2 separate regions of the Homo sapiens genome follow, and region 2 is linked to region 1. The links are chromatin contacts, found by Hi-C in ENCODE. All regions are on one chromosome and are shown on one strand. The core of a region is the stretch at or near the end of the contact, and the rest is flanking DNA. Distances in the headings are between cores, read along the strand shown.

Region 1 (6,501 bases), core at 1,036-3,535:
AGGATGTTAGCCAACCCTGCACTAACATCATGACAGGGTCAGAAAACGAGTGACGCTGCAGTACTGGTACTTCTGTCACTTATGAGTGCTGTGACCTTGAGCCGGTTCTCTTACCCTTCCTGCCTCTCTGGGCCCCCAGCTCTAAAACGGGGTTGATGATCCCTCTCCTAGCACCACCACATCGAATGGTTATGAAGATTTTGTAGATAGAAAAGCACCTCCTAATATATTCCTATTTCCCAGAAATGCTACTTACAAATAATTTTTTAAAGAAAAAAATCCAAAGTCATTGATTCCCACAATAGCCACACCCAAAGTCAGTATGTGTAAAATTTTTCCAGGAGAAAATTGTGCAAATAAACTAAATTAGAACAGATTAGACCAAAGGCCTATATAGTCTGAAAATGAAGGGTTATTGAGATGCTCAAATAAGACATTTCACTACTGAAATATCTCTTGTTCTTGAATTTTTTGGAATAAAATACTATGACTTTCTGCTCACATTTTTTTTCTTTTTTTTTTTTAAGCTAAAAGGGAAAATCAAGTGCTTTAAAGTTAAACAAAAGAACCAGGTCTGCAACTCCAGTCCCCACCCTGCAGCCTTTTGTTCTGGGGACAAGTGGCCGTTTCCAACTGCAGAGGCAGATGACAAGCATTTATTTTTTCATCTAAAACAAGGTTTTTCTTTCGTCTTTTATTGGGGAGGGGGAGTGGGGAACGAGGGCTGCGTGAACGCCCTTTGTCCGCCTCGGGCTGCCGTAGAGACCGCAGTGCGGACTGCACCACGCCCACCAACCGGTGTCTCCCGGAGAAACGCTTCAGCACCACCCCAGGAGAATAGAGCGCGGGCTGGGGCTGCGGAGGGACCCGGCGACCTCTGTCAGGAGCGAGGGGAGGGCCGGGACGCCAGGGATAAAGGGAAAGGCAGAGACCAGAGCTGCCCACCCAGGGACTCCCAGGGCAACAAAGCCAGGCAAACTGAGAGGTGGGGGCGCGCGGCCCCCGCCAGCCCGAGGCCCGGGCGGAGCGCAAGCCCAGCCAGCCGTGCCCGACGGGGGCGCCGCAGTGTGGGGGGGCAGGTGTGGCGGGCGGTCCGGAGGCACTGCGGCAGCTCGGGTGGGGCTGGGGGCGGTCTCTCTGTGCGCCCGAGGCTGTGCCCGCCGGACCCTCACGGCCCCGCCCAGGGTCCCCGGCGTACCGCTATTCGGCCTCCGCAGAGCGCGCCACTGGTGCGAGCACCGGGCGAGGAGCTGACCCTACCCGCTGACGTCTCCCTCACCGACCCCCTTCAAGCTACCACTCCCGAGGCTGGGACTTCTAAAAGCAGCAGCCCCACCCCGCAACTTGGGGTCCCATTGTCCTTTCTGAGAGCTGCAGCCAAGGCCCCAAGGGCGGTAGCGAGGCGGGCTCTGTCTGGTGGCGAAGCGCAGGCGGTTCTGCATCCCAGCATCTCCCCGGGGAGGGGGGGGCGGGGGGAGCGGGCGTGGCCCTAGGACTAGCCTAGTCATTCTGAGGAAAGAAAGGATCGGGAGGTTTGAAATCAGAAAAGGCGTTTCTCAGGGGCTGAGGTAGCCGTGGTGAGGATGAATCCCACGCGGGCCCTGGCACATGGGCTTCGGCCCCAGGTCTGCGGTGGTGGGGGTCCCAGCCTTTTCCTGAGGCCAGAAGAGGACTGAAAGGAGTGGTTGCATCAGGTCTCCCCCACCCTTCTGCCTCCTGCGGTTGCGGCTTTATTGTGGCCTCTGCTCCCCTGACACCTGCATTTCACTTAGCGGGAGAGGCGGTGGCCAACTCAGCACAGGCTGCGGACTCAGCGTGGTGACAGATCCCTCAAGGTTATTGGAGACTCTCCCTCTGGGTCTCATATCTAATAATTCGGATTATTCTTAATTAGCCCAGAAAGGGTCTGGACCAAGTATGAGAGGTGACGAGGAGAGGCATGGGTGCGGGGCGCGCGGGAGGAGCGCAGTGACCGTCGCGCCCTGGGTGGGGTCGTGTTTGCGCGTCTCCCAGCGCGCGTCTCTGGGGGCGCGGGGCCACTTACCGAGCTCGATGTTGCCGATGGCACGCCGCAGGTGCTCCTCGGTCACGATCTCGCCGACGACCACCAGCAAGTAGAACTTGCTGTCAAGGAAGCGGTGCGACAGGCTAGGCGAGGTGGACGCCGCCGGGTTGGCGATGCTGCCGGACGGCTCCGGCTCGGTGGCTTCCACCACCACGGTCGCCATCCTGCCGGCTGCTGTGCCTCGGCGAAGTGTCTCGCTCCGGCCGCTCCTCTCCACTGCGGCAGGAGAAAGGATTATCTCCGAAGGTACTGTCTCCGCTCCGCCCCCTGCGTCCCCCCTCCTCTGGCGCCGCGCGCCGCCTCCCCCTCCGCCCTCTCCCAGCGCCGCGGAGAGTGCGCGGCGGAGAGGAGCGGGGAGTGAGAGAGGGCGGGGAGGCGGCGCCGCTTTTATATGGAGACTAGGCAGGGAGCCGGGAGGAGGAGGAAGAGGAGGAGGAAAGGACCACCCGGCACATCCTCACGCGGTGGCTGCCTCCGCTCTTCCAGCCGTTGGCCCGGGGCTGATGTCATCTGCAGCAAATCATCTCGCCCGCGGCCCGGAAGCTGGAGGGACGAGGTGTGCGGACAATGGTCGGGGCAGGGCCGCGAGCCAAGGGGCTGGGGCGCCCGCTGAGCTCCTGCTGCAGCCGTGAAGGGGGAAGACGCTCTCAACCTACACCACCCACCACGTACACACCCACTGCCCACTCCTCACCCTCACCCTGTCTGTGCATGGGAATGGGATGAGTTTCCATTTTCGGAGTGGGGGTCTTTTCTCTTGTTGGAGTTGCACTAGTCAGGCCTCTGCCTTGTGTGCTGTGTATGATGTAGCCAGGTTCTCAGGAACTGGGATAGCCACAGTGGGCAGATGCGGGGCTGTGGGTACCCCGCCTAGGAAGACGGAACCTGTCTTTTCTTTGACCTTGTGGCTTTAAGAAGACGAATTTACTGATATTTACCAATATCAATATTTACCACCTTCACTTAAAGAATACATCAAAAATGCAAAACTTAAGCCTACTATTGTTCAGGCCTTGGATTCTACTCTGGCAGGGCCAAGGATGAAAAAGTACTGGCTTTGTGGTGCTCATGGGAAATGAGAGAAATGCAGATGTATTATATTAGATACCAATTTCTTTCCTTAATGTGCTGAACAGATAGTATCAGTAATAACAAAGAATAAAGAGAAGATACTGTCTCTACTCAGCAGGGTTACAGTGACTATAATGTACTTTTCAGTTCCTTGGGGAACACACAAGCAAAATTACCTCGTGACAATGATGTCTTTTAAAATACCTGTAGCATTGGGAATTTTTATTGCCTTTGTTTGTGTTTAGAAGAACTAAAAAATGTGTTTTTTGTTTTTGTTTTTTTGTTTTTTTTTTTAAGGCAGCCTATTTACAACCGTTTCTCACAAACATACTGAATATAGCTTCTGTCCCAGAAAAGGGGAGGAGGGTGAGGAAAGAGCAAAATGTGCAAACATGGTATCATAGAAGACTGGGGAATTCGAGCTTTAAGGAAGAGGAATAGATGGAAATTAGTCAACATAGCTTTAATACTAGAATGCCTGTTAGTAAAATATAGATGATAGATAGATAGATAGATAGATAGATAGATAGATAGATAGATAATCACCTAGATATTCTTAAGATTTCCAAAATAACCCAGTGTCTTAGGTGTTAGCTGCCATGACTTATTGGTCATGTACTCTTTGCTCTTATATCTTTCCTGACACCCTGGCATGGGAGACATGCTGGGCAGCCAAGGGCTGGGGGGTTCCATCCAACATGTCAATCTGATCAATGCAGAATGAAAATACCGTCTGGCCCGCAGTATTTGGGATCTGTGACAGGATCACTAGAGAGTTGCATTCACCAGTAATTAGATGAAGTGTTTCCAACTAGCTGCATTCACCAGTAACTAGATGAAGTGTTTCCAGATAATATTTTGGTTAAGATATTCAATTGCTGTTCAAGAAGTAAGGCCAGCACCAAAGCCCATAACTGGGGTGAGGGGCAGGAAATATGGTGAAGAGCACTGTTTTCTAAAGGTCATCCGTTGGATTCCAGCCTCATCTAGTTTGTGTTTGGTTTTCCTTTCTTTGAACCATTGTTACTTTTATGTATGTAATAGTTTTCTTTTATGCAGTTTATTTCTTTTACTTAAATTTATTTTTAAATGCAATTCTATGTTGCTGTATAAATGGAAACACTAATATCACTTATTAATAGAAAGTATCCCTAAAAATATACACAATGAAGATAAGATGTGATCAAATTCCTGCTACATACTGTTATGATTTGCTCAAGACTCTGAGTCCAAGGCTCTCCTTTCTTGGTTGAAAACAGAGATTGGCCAAGTGTTAGAGAGGTATTAAAGAGATACTAACACCTAACTGAGTTGTTCTCCATGTTGCAACAGAAGATTGGATGAAAATTATAACAGAGCGCTTTCTTACTGTGTGTGTCTGTGCAATTAAACACCATGACCGTGACCACCTAAGTCATCACCCACACTTTGAAAAATAGAGGCATAATGGGAGAACACAGACTAGGGATGCAGAATACTACTTTACAGCTCGGTAACTTTGGCAAGTGACTTACTCTTTTTGATCTTCCATCTCCTTATTTAATGAGAAGAAGAACATCTTTATAACTGTTAAAGTAACTGTAAGAAAGAAGGAAATGATAGAATGTGTAAGCACCTAATACAGTGGCTGGGCATAGTAAGCAATCAAGGGATGGTTGATTCATTGACCTGTTTTCTCCCAGTTACTAAGACAATGGAGCAAAAGCAGTCTTATAAAATGTGCAAGTGATACTGCTACAACACCTCTGAAACAAGAACAGAATATTACATTATTATACTTCAATACTAGAAAAGTAGCCCCTTCCCCTCTTCATCCCAAGAAAATGTATACAGTTCTAAGGAGGAAAAAGGGGGAAAACTAACATATAAGAGCACCAATATTGCCAGCTGCTCAACTGACATCACCTGGATATACCAAAGGCACCAGAATCTTGACATGCTCCAAACCCAAATCATCTTTTACCTCTAAACGGGATCCTCTCTCATTCTTGTTATTTCAATGAACCATAACACCATGTATCCCATGATGCAAACCAAAACCTCACAAATATTTTGGACTCTCCCCTGACCCTTAGCCTCGTGTGCAATCCAGCATGGAGTCTGGTCAATTTCACCTTCAGTATCTCTTCAATCCATCCACGTTTCTCCATTATCACCAACCTAGTCCAAGCTAGCATCATTGTGATAGGTACTAGTGTACCGGTTAGAAAATGGGTTCTGGAGTCAGACTGCCTGGTTTTGAATCCTAATACCATAATTTATTAGCTGTGTGGCCTTAAGCAAGGTGCTTAACCACTCTATACCTTGGTTTTCTCATTTGTATAGTAGAGATGAGTACCGACCTCATGGACAGGAGGACAGTTTAAATATGCAAATTACTTAAAACAGTGCCTTGCATATAATGAGCACTTAATAGGGATTAGTTGTTTTTGGTATGGGGTTAGTTGTTTTTGGCTGTTATTGTTTAACATTTTACTATGGAAAATTTCAAACAGAGAGAGTATAATGTAAGTAACACCCACATACCCATTATCCCCAATCCATAGATTTTTATAGTTTGCTTCTTTAAATCAAGATTGAAATAATGTCTATATATTTCAACTGATTCATCAGTCTTAAACTCCTTTGATCTATGTAATCCTGCTATTTTTTTCCTTGTAATTTTCTGTTGAATAGTGGCAACATTGTTCAGCAGAGTTTCACAAAGCATAAATTTTGCCGATTGCATCACCTGTTGTGTTATTTAACATGTTCTTCTATCTTCTGAATTTTCTGAGAGAACTAAAGTCTTGATCAGATGCAGATTTGATATTTTTTACATGTATACTTCATAGGTAATATTGTGATCTTCCATCAGAAGGCACCTAAAGACTAGTTAACCCTCATTCTGTGATTTTAGCAGCTATTGATGATCATTACCTAGATCCATTATTTCACTATGGATTGAAAAAATGATAATATTCTAATTTTGTTATTATTTATTTGACAGCTAGAAGACTTCTGTTAGGAGAAGCGTTATCCTGTCAGTTGATTACCCTGAGGTACGGTATGTACAGGAAAAGAAGGATAAACAAATGATTTTTTCTCTTTATTTACTGATTTTCAAAATAATTAATTTATTCCAAATCATTCTCTAAAGGTGACTAATTTTTTGTATCATTACAAATATAACTTACATTATTCATATTGATGCTTTCATTTTTTCATCTTTGGCCAGTAGTATGGTAAGGTATCCCTAGCTTACCTTGCACATATCTGGCCTCAGAACCTGGAATGAGCCGTTTCTCTATGGAATCCAAGTTCCTTACGTGGGTAATGGTATTTGGAGACCCCTGTATACCAGGTGCTACTACTATTTTGATCAT
Region 2 (6,501 bases), core at 2,183-4,682, 130 kb after region 1:
TGTTTTGCTGATCTGGTGAGAGATGTCCTTTCTCAATACCTTCTGTTAACCTTGTTATTTACATCAGTCCAAGCTACAAATCTATTTATTATTAATCCAGAGAGACACTCTTCCAGATCTAAACACTCAATCTCTCAAAGGAGCCAAGACGTAGTATGCATACCCTACAGGGCATCCATTTCTCCACACACCTCTCTGTGCTGGCCCGTCAGTGTTCTCCATGTCCTCTGTTATCAGGGCCAACAGCCTTTGTCTCTTTCCATTCAGCCGACCTTACAGCAAGGCAGTCAGGGCTTCCAGAAGGTTCTAAGTGGGTGAGTGAAAGACGGTTGGTTCCTTCTCTCCAATCCTTTGACAGGAGATTTACTTCATCTTTACACAGAAAGAAAAAATATTAAAGAGGGTAGGAAACCGGCTAGTTTAATTTAGGAAGCACCTCAAGTAATTAAGCATTGAAATGTTGCTTCCCTGGTGCAATATTCTCCAGCACATTTTCTTTGATTCAGAGCTAATAAAAATCAACAACAATGTGTTTGGGGGAAGGGCAGAGGATGATGAGTGATGAGGGAAAAGGGGATGTAAATGGGTCGGGAGAGAAGGATGCCAGTTATTTTAGCCTACAAAAAGGATGCATTGTAAGCGACCAATTTCCATGATGGATAAAGATGTGCATGTCATTGTATACAGCCCTGATTCTAGGAGACAATTGTGGACCCTTCTCCAGCTGGCCCACTGGAAGGATCTGACTATTTTGGCTCACATGATCCAATTCCAAGGGAGGGCTCTTATTTCACCTCTTCCCTGCTTCCTTATGCTGAGGAAAGCAGGATTACCGTGGCAATGGAAACAAAATGTTAGAAGGAAGTTGGCTCTGAAAAATATTATAGAATAATTGGTTATTCTACCACTGCTTTCTGCCAAACCACTGTCTTCCCTTGAGAGTCCAGAGTTCTGAATTTAAGAAACAAAATAAATCTTTTTGTTGCTCAGACACCTCTAAATTCATTGGTATCTTTGAGATCCAACACTCTCAGTGAACATATATTGTGTCTGCTGTCTGGTAGACGTTCAGAGCCAGCGCTAAGTCCTGTGGCCCTTTTATAGTGCTATCAATTTGTCATCTGTCCTTGTTTTAAAGACCAGCACATTTTTGCCATGGCCTCATCTCACGATAATGAAGTCTTTGGAAAATTAGCAATCTCAGGCATTTAAACTTGTATGTGCACTGTGAGGCAAGGTGTGGGACAATGACTCCAGCTGCTAAAAGGGGATGTGCAATGATTATACTTACTCAGTAGACTTTATTTTTCGCACTGCCTAGGCTGCCCCTGGTGATAAGTTAGCCATTTAGGAAGACATTTGAACTCTGCAATTCCCAGTGTGTTTCTTAGGTCTTTGTCTGTACTGTGTCCTCATCGGAAACATGCTTCTCTTTGTTCAAGCACTCATCCATTAGCCAAAGATATATTTTTCCTTTGACATTTATAGTCTCCCCTTCACATATTGAGCATTTTAGGCATTTAGGTTACAAGATATAATACAAATAGTCCTTATGATGGAGAATCTGAGAGTTTAATGGAGAAGATTGGGAGATACACACACACAAACACACACACACACACACACACACATGCAATGGCTAAGAATATAGGCTTTGGCATCACGTGACTTGGGTTGTAATCCCATCTCTGGCACTTATGGCCTTGACTAAGTCATTTAATCTTTCTAAGCTTCAAACTCTCATTTATAAGATGGAGATTCATTCATCTAACAAATATTTGTTGAGGGCCCACTTTGTGCCCAGCACAGGCCTCGTACTAGGAATCTAACTTTGGACCAGCCAGACAAAAATCCCTCCCAAGTGCAGCTAGCATTCCGATATTAACAGACAGATTGAAAGTTAAACAACAGAGACATAATACGCCAGGTAGTGATAAGTGCAATGAAGAAAAATAAAGCAGGGTGAGGGGATAGTAAATGGAGGAAGATGCTGTTTTTGGTAGGTCAGAGAAAGCTCTCTGAAGAGGTAGCACTGGACAGAGATTTGAGTACGTTGACAGAGGGTCGCTGTGACAATCTGGGAGAAGAGCATTCTAAGGCAGGCCCTGAGATGAGAGAGCACACCTGTCATAGTCAACCAATAGCAAAGTGGCCAGGGAGCTCATGGTCACAAAAAAAAAAAAAAAAAAAAAATTGGGCATTTGGAAAGAGGTGAGAAATGTGAACAACAGAAATGGATCAAAGGTTAGGTTAAGCTAGTAGAGGAGACTTCTAGTGTGCAAATGTGCCAAAAATTGCCCTCACTCTCCCCTTAGCAGCCTGGTCTCCCTCTTACTCCCACAACTACAGGTCCTGATAGTACTGGAATGAAAATTTTTGTGATAAACCTTGGAGGCTTGCAAATCTTTTAGATTGATGTCCAGAAAGAAAAGAAGATATAAGTAACAGAGAGAAGCTGAACTCCAGAGCAAAAGACCAACCTGAACCTGAAACCTTTCCCACAATACTCTTTAAGTTTTCCTACTCTGTGAAATAGCTACTTACACTGCCTGAAATTCTACTAAAGATACATATGTATCACTATATGCCCTCTCTCAAAAGAAGAAAACTCTCAAAATGTGACTAGAAGTGTTACCTAGTCATTTGCACATGAGTATAAATTAGTGTGTTCATCTTTCTTTCTAACATCTAGCTGACATCATTTTCTCTAGAAGAAAGAGTATTTCAGTTAAGGGTAAAAGATAATAAGTAACTCTTTATGTTTTTTCATGTATTTTGTTCTACTTTATATTCCTGCTGCTTCTGAAAAAAATTTGAGGCAGCAAATATTTTTAAATTTTGAAGATTTGTGGAATAAGATGGACTGATTCCACTCTTTCTTCTACCACTTCTGCCTCCTCCACACAAAATAGTGATGCTATCTATAGCTGAAGGTATAGTTGGAACATGTTTGGAGGTTTGGAGACATTGAATTAAAGTGATCCCTGAGAACATAGAAAGTAAATTGTTTCCCACTAGTTATACTACAAAATCCGCACATGTTGGATAAGAGCAATACTACATCAACCTAAAACAAGCCAACAAACAAACAAATAAAAAAAAACCAGAATGGCTCCCAGGCTACCAATTTTGGCTCTGATCTGATTGAAGACATCATCATAATTAAAGCAACAATGTATCTGGCAAAAAATAATAATAATAAATAAGAAAAGCCAGAAAGCCCAGAAAAGAGAATGTGAAAGAAGCAACTCCCAAGCCTTGATTATGCAGAATGCCAGAAGAGAGACTAGTAGGGTCTAAAGTTGTCCTGTCTAGTCCTGTGACAGTTGATCCCTGATCTAAGTGAGGCTCAACACAGTTTTCTGATTGCACTCCAGCTTCCCTTGCAGATTTGCTTCCAGGGAGGAAATGCACTGGTAGCAACATGCTTGATAGCCAGCAATTTTTTTAACTGCCATTCTGGTTGGCACATCTAGCTGGTATGAGTCTGTTTAACCTGAGTCAGACCCTGAACTCCAATCACTTCTGACTCTAAGGCCACAAGAGGCTGTGTGCACATGACCTGATTATTATGAACTGTGGCCCAGGACTAGAACTGTATTAATAAAGAGAGGGAGAAAAATCTTCCCCCTCCAATTTCTCCTCCTGTCCTCCCCTACTGTCCCCCACTAGTCCCCTCTTCTGCACCGACACATATTCTATTCCTAGATCCCTCATTTGTGTTACAATTCAGCTTCATTATAGATAAAGTGGCTTCTGGGGATATCGTGAGACCTTCTCTCCACTGTTATTTCTCTGAGAAAAAAAAAAAAAAACATTGTTAATTCCAATGTCTGATTTTCAAATAAATTTTGGACCATGACCCAGTTACAATGTGGGGACATTTTGTTCCTGTAAATTGGTCTTTCTAGCCAGTGTCTGGGAGCTGGCTGGGAAATGTACTTAGTAAATCACTCCCAGTGGTTTGGGAAAGGACAGAGAAGGTTCTAGAAGAGATGAGTCAGGCAAGGGGGTGGGCAGCACAGAGGGGAAAGGAACAAAGAGCCAAGCAATATTCTGAAAACAGAATTTGTACCCAGCCAGAAATAACTGTCTGATCAGGCCTAGCTAAAGGCTTTCTGAAATGACAAAGCAAATATTAACAGAGAATTCTTTAAGAGCCTCTCTCAGTGAACACAACATTTTTTTGGTGATAAGCCAGGTGGGTTTATGAATAATACACTTTGCCAAGCAATCTTGATAAGACCTCATTCTCCCCTGCAGGGCTGGAGAGTTGAGAACTGAAGCTTTTGTATCTCAACAAGAATATAGCACCTGACACAGGGACCCATCTCCCTGTACTCACCAAACAGCTTGAGATGAACATGATGCCTGTCACAAGGATGCTAAAAAGCCCAAAGGACATTCTTTAAAAAACCGAAGGAAAATGATCAGCTTCCTTTCAACCCCCTACATGGAAATGGTGGACTTGGGCAAGAATAGCTCAATACTTAGCCAGCTGCTTCTTACCTAACTGGTGTGTGAGTGAATGTGAGTTTCTGTTTGGCAGGTGCAGGGATCTCGGATGAACCAGAAACTGTCAAAAGAGAAAAACTCGTGCAATGTTGTTGCTGCAATCCTTCTATCTTAAAATTAAGCATGTGGTTCCTTTACAAAGGGATTATAACAGCAGCTTTGTCAGAGTGCCATGATTATACATATTGAGAACTACATTCATTCATCCATTCATTTAACAAACATTTATTGGCTGTACTGTGTTCCAGGATGCAACAGGCCTAGGAGAGGCAACAGAAGGTACACAGTTGCAACCTTGTAGGAAAGAAGGAGAGTACCCAGGAGACTTTGAAAGTACAGAGGATGGACATAGAAGGGGAGTGAAAACAGAGATTGTCCCAGCCAAGTTCAGTCCCAACTGGTCAGTCATTTATAGCGTAGAAAAGAGCGGTACCTCCAAAAAGGGGTGGGGCAGAAAGGCTGGATCTGATACTGTCTGGGAAAAGCAAACGAACACTCAAAAAACTGAACCCAAACAAGCCACAGCAAGTAAATACACACACAGGATGACCAACTTGCAATATGCACATTGTGGAGGAGAGGAGAGCAATGTAGGACTCTGACAGGAAGGCAGGCCGGAATGTGACCCAGAGTGACGGAAGCCAGAGCTTTCACAGGGAGAACAGAGATTAGCCTGACAGGGTCAGAATCTCCAGCTATTTTGACAGTGCTTGTCAATATTTATTTGTTCAAAGTGTCCCCTCCACTTGAGAGAGTTGATACAGTTTCCGAAATCTGACAACTAAGAAGCTGGCAGGGTAGTCCCGGAACAGCAGTGACTATTTTCAGCATGGGGTTAGGGGAAGCACTCCAGCTCTGAGGTCAGAGTTGAGTTTCTAGCAAAGCTCTGCCACTCCTTGGTCCTCAGTGTCCTCATCTGTACAATGGGGAGAATAATAGAATTGCTTCAAAGCAAGGATTAAATAAGATAGATTCTGTACCAAGCTTACCATGTCGTGAATAGCCAGCCTGTGTTAGCCATTATCATTGCCAGCAGTAAAGGAGAGCTATTAAAATTTGTTGTCTGGGGAGACAGCAGTGCCCTGGTGTCACAGCCACATGGTTTTTAGGCAAAACAGAAATCAGCCAGGAAAGGGGAATTCTGCATCCCCCTCCTCTGTGGCTCCTCATCTGCCGAAGCCCCTTCCCCTGGGACCACACTAATTTAGCAAGAAATGTGACTGTTGAGCCCAGAATCCTACCTGCCCATTCCCCAGATCCATGCACACACTTGCAGATAGACTTCAGGGCTGCTGTAATAGAGACTAAGGTAAGGAAGGAAGAAACAGAAAGCAACCCTCCAGTATGAGGGAAAGGAAAAATGCTGAGATTTGGTGAAAAGAAAAAAAACCCACCTCTACAGATCGAACACACCATCATAGAACAAGAGCCAGGATACAGAAAGGCTTCCTGAAGTCACTGAGGGGAGGGAAACTGAGGCTTATTAATGTAATGGGACTTCAGTTAAATGAAGGGCCACCTCAGTGACAGGCACTGAGGACCTGTGTCCTGGCAAGGCTTCATCCACAGTTCCTGCAAAGAGCAAGAGCAACAGGCCAGGAACTGTCCAGAATGTAGAATTAGGAATGGCCAGAGATCTGGTGAAGAGAGATGCAGAGGATCTGGAAAGTGCTCTGGGGTTGCCAGCCAAAGATGCAAAGAGGACAGGGAGAGTGGGTGGCAAAAGGCATGGCTCAGTTATCTCCCTGCGGGGGGCAAGGGCAGGAGGGGACACAGGCAGTGAGCACATCAGCTCTGACTCACAGGAACGGTAAAAAGGATCCACACTAATTAGTTTGGGGATTTTCTTCTGAATTAATTTATTTGATAAGGATTTCTCTGAGAGTCTGGAAATTAATCTGCTATGGTCTGAATGTTTGTGTCCCTCCAAAATTTATGTGTTGGAATCTCAACCCCCAAGGTGATGGTATTAGGAGGTGGGGCCAT

Evidence for each region. Hi-C counts contacts between places; a loop is a spot of excess contacts on that map. Pooled maps may share reads with other maps.
Region 2: a map of Right ventricle myocardium inferior shows a loop between it and region 1 (3-fold over the local background). The contact joins the enhancer-like site here to the promoter of MAP1B in region 1. A Hi-C loop is called at or near these places in 1 of 168 maps with a recorded cell type or tissue (Right ventricle myocardium inferior) and 5 of 50 pooled maps.

Annotation. Positions count from the first base shown.
Region 1 is chr5:72,103,259-72,109,759 of GRCh38, reverse strand. It overlaps MAP1B (microtubule associated protein 1B), which reads right to left and starts at 2,285. Exons shown (of 7, transcript NM_005909.5): 1 at 2,045-2,285. The coding sequence starts at 2,228. It overlaps LOC105379028 (a long non-coding RNA gene), which reads left to right. Exons shown (of 3, transcript XR_007058813.1): 1 at 1-985; 2 at 1,773-1,835; 3 at 6,126-6,501. RefSeq lists enhancers at 684-978, 1,384-2,366.
Region 2 is chr5:71,971,827-71,978,327 of GRCh38, reverse strand. LOC124901000 (a long non-coding RNA gene) reads right to left here and starts at 320. Exons shown (of 2, transcript XR_007058811.1): 1 at 192-320. Within about 2 kb of position 3,432, at least 10 of the 41 ENCODE cell types and tissues checked have a DNase peak (open chromatin) inside an H3K27ac peak, as active enhancers do.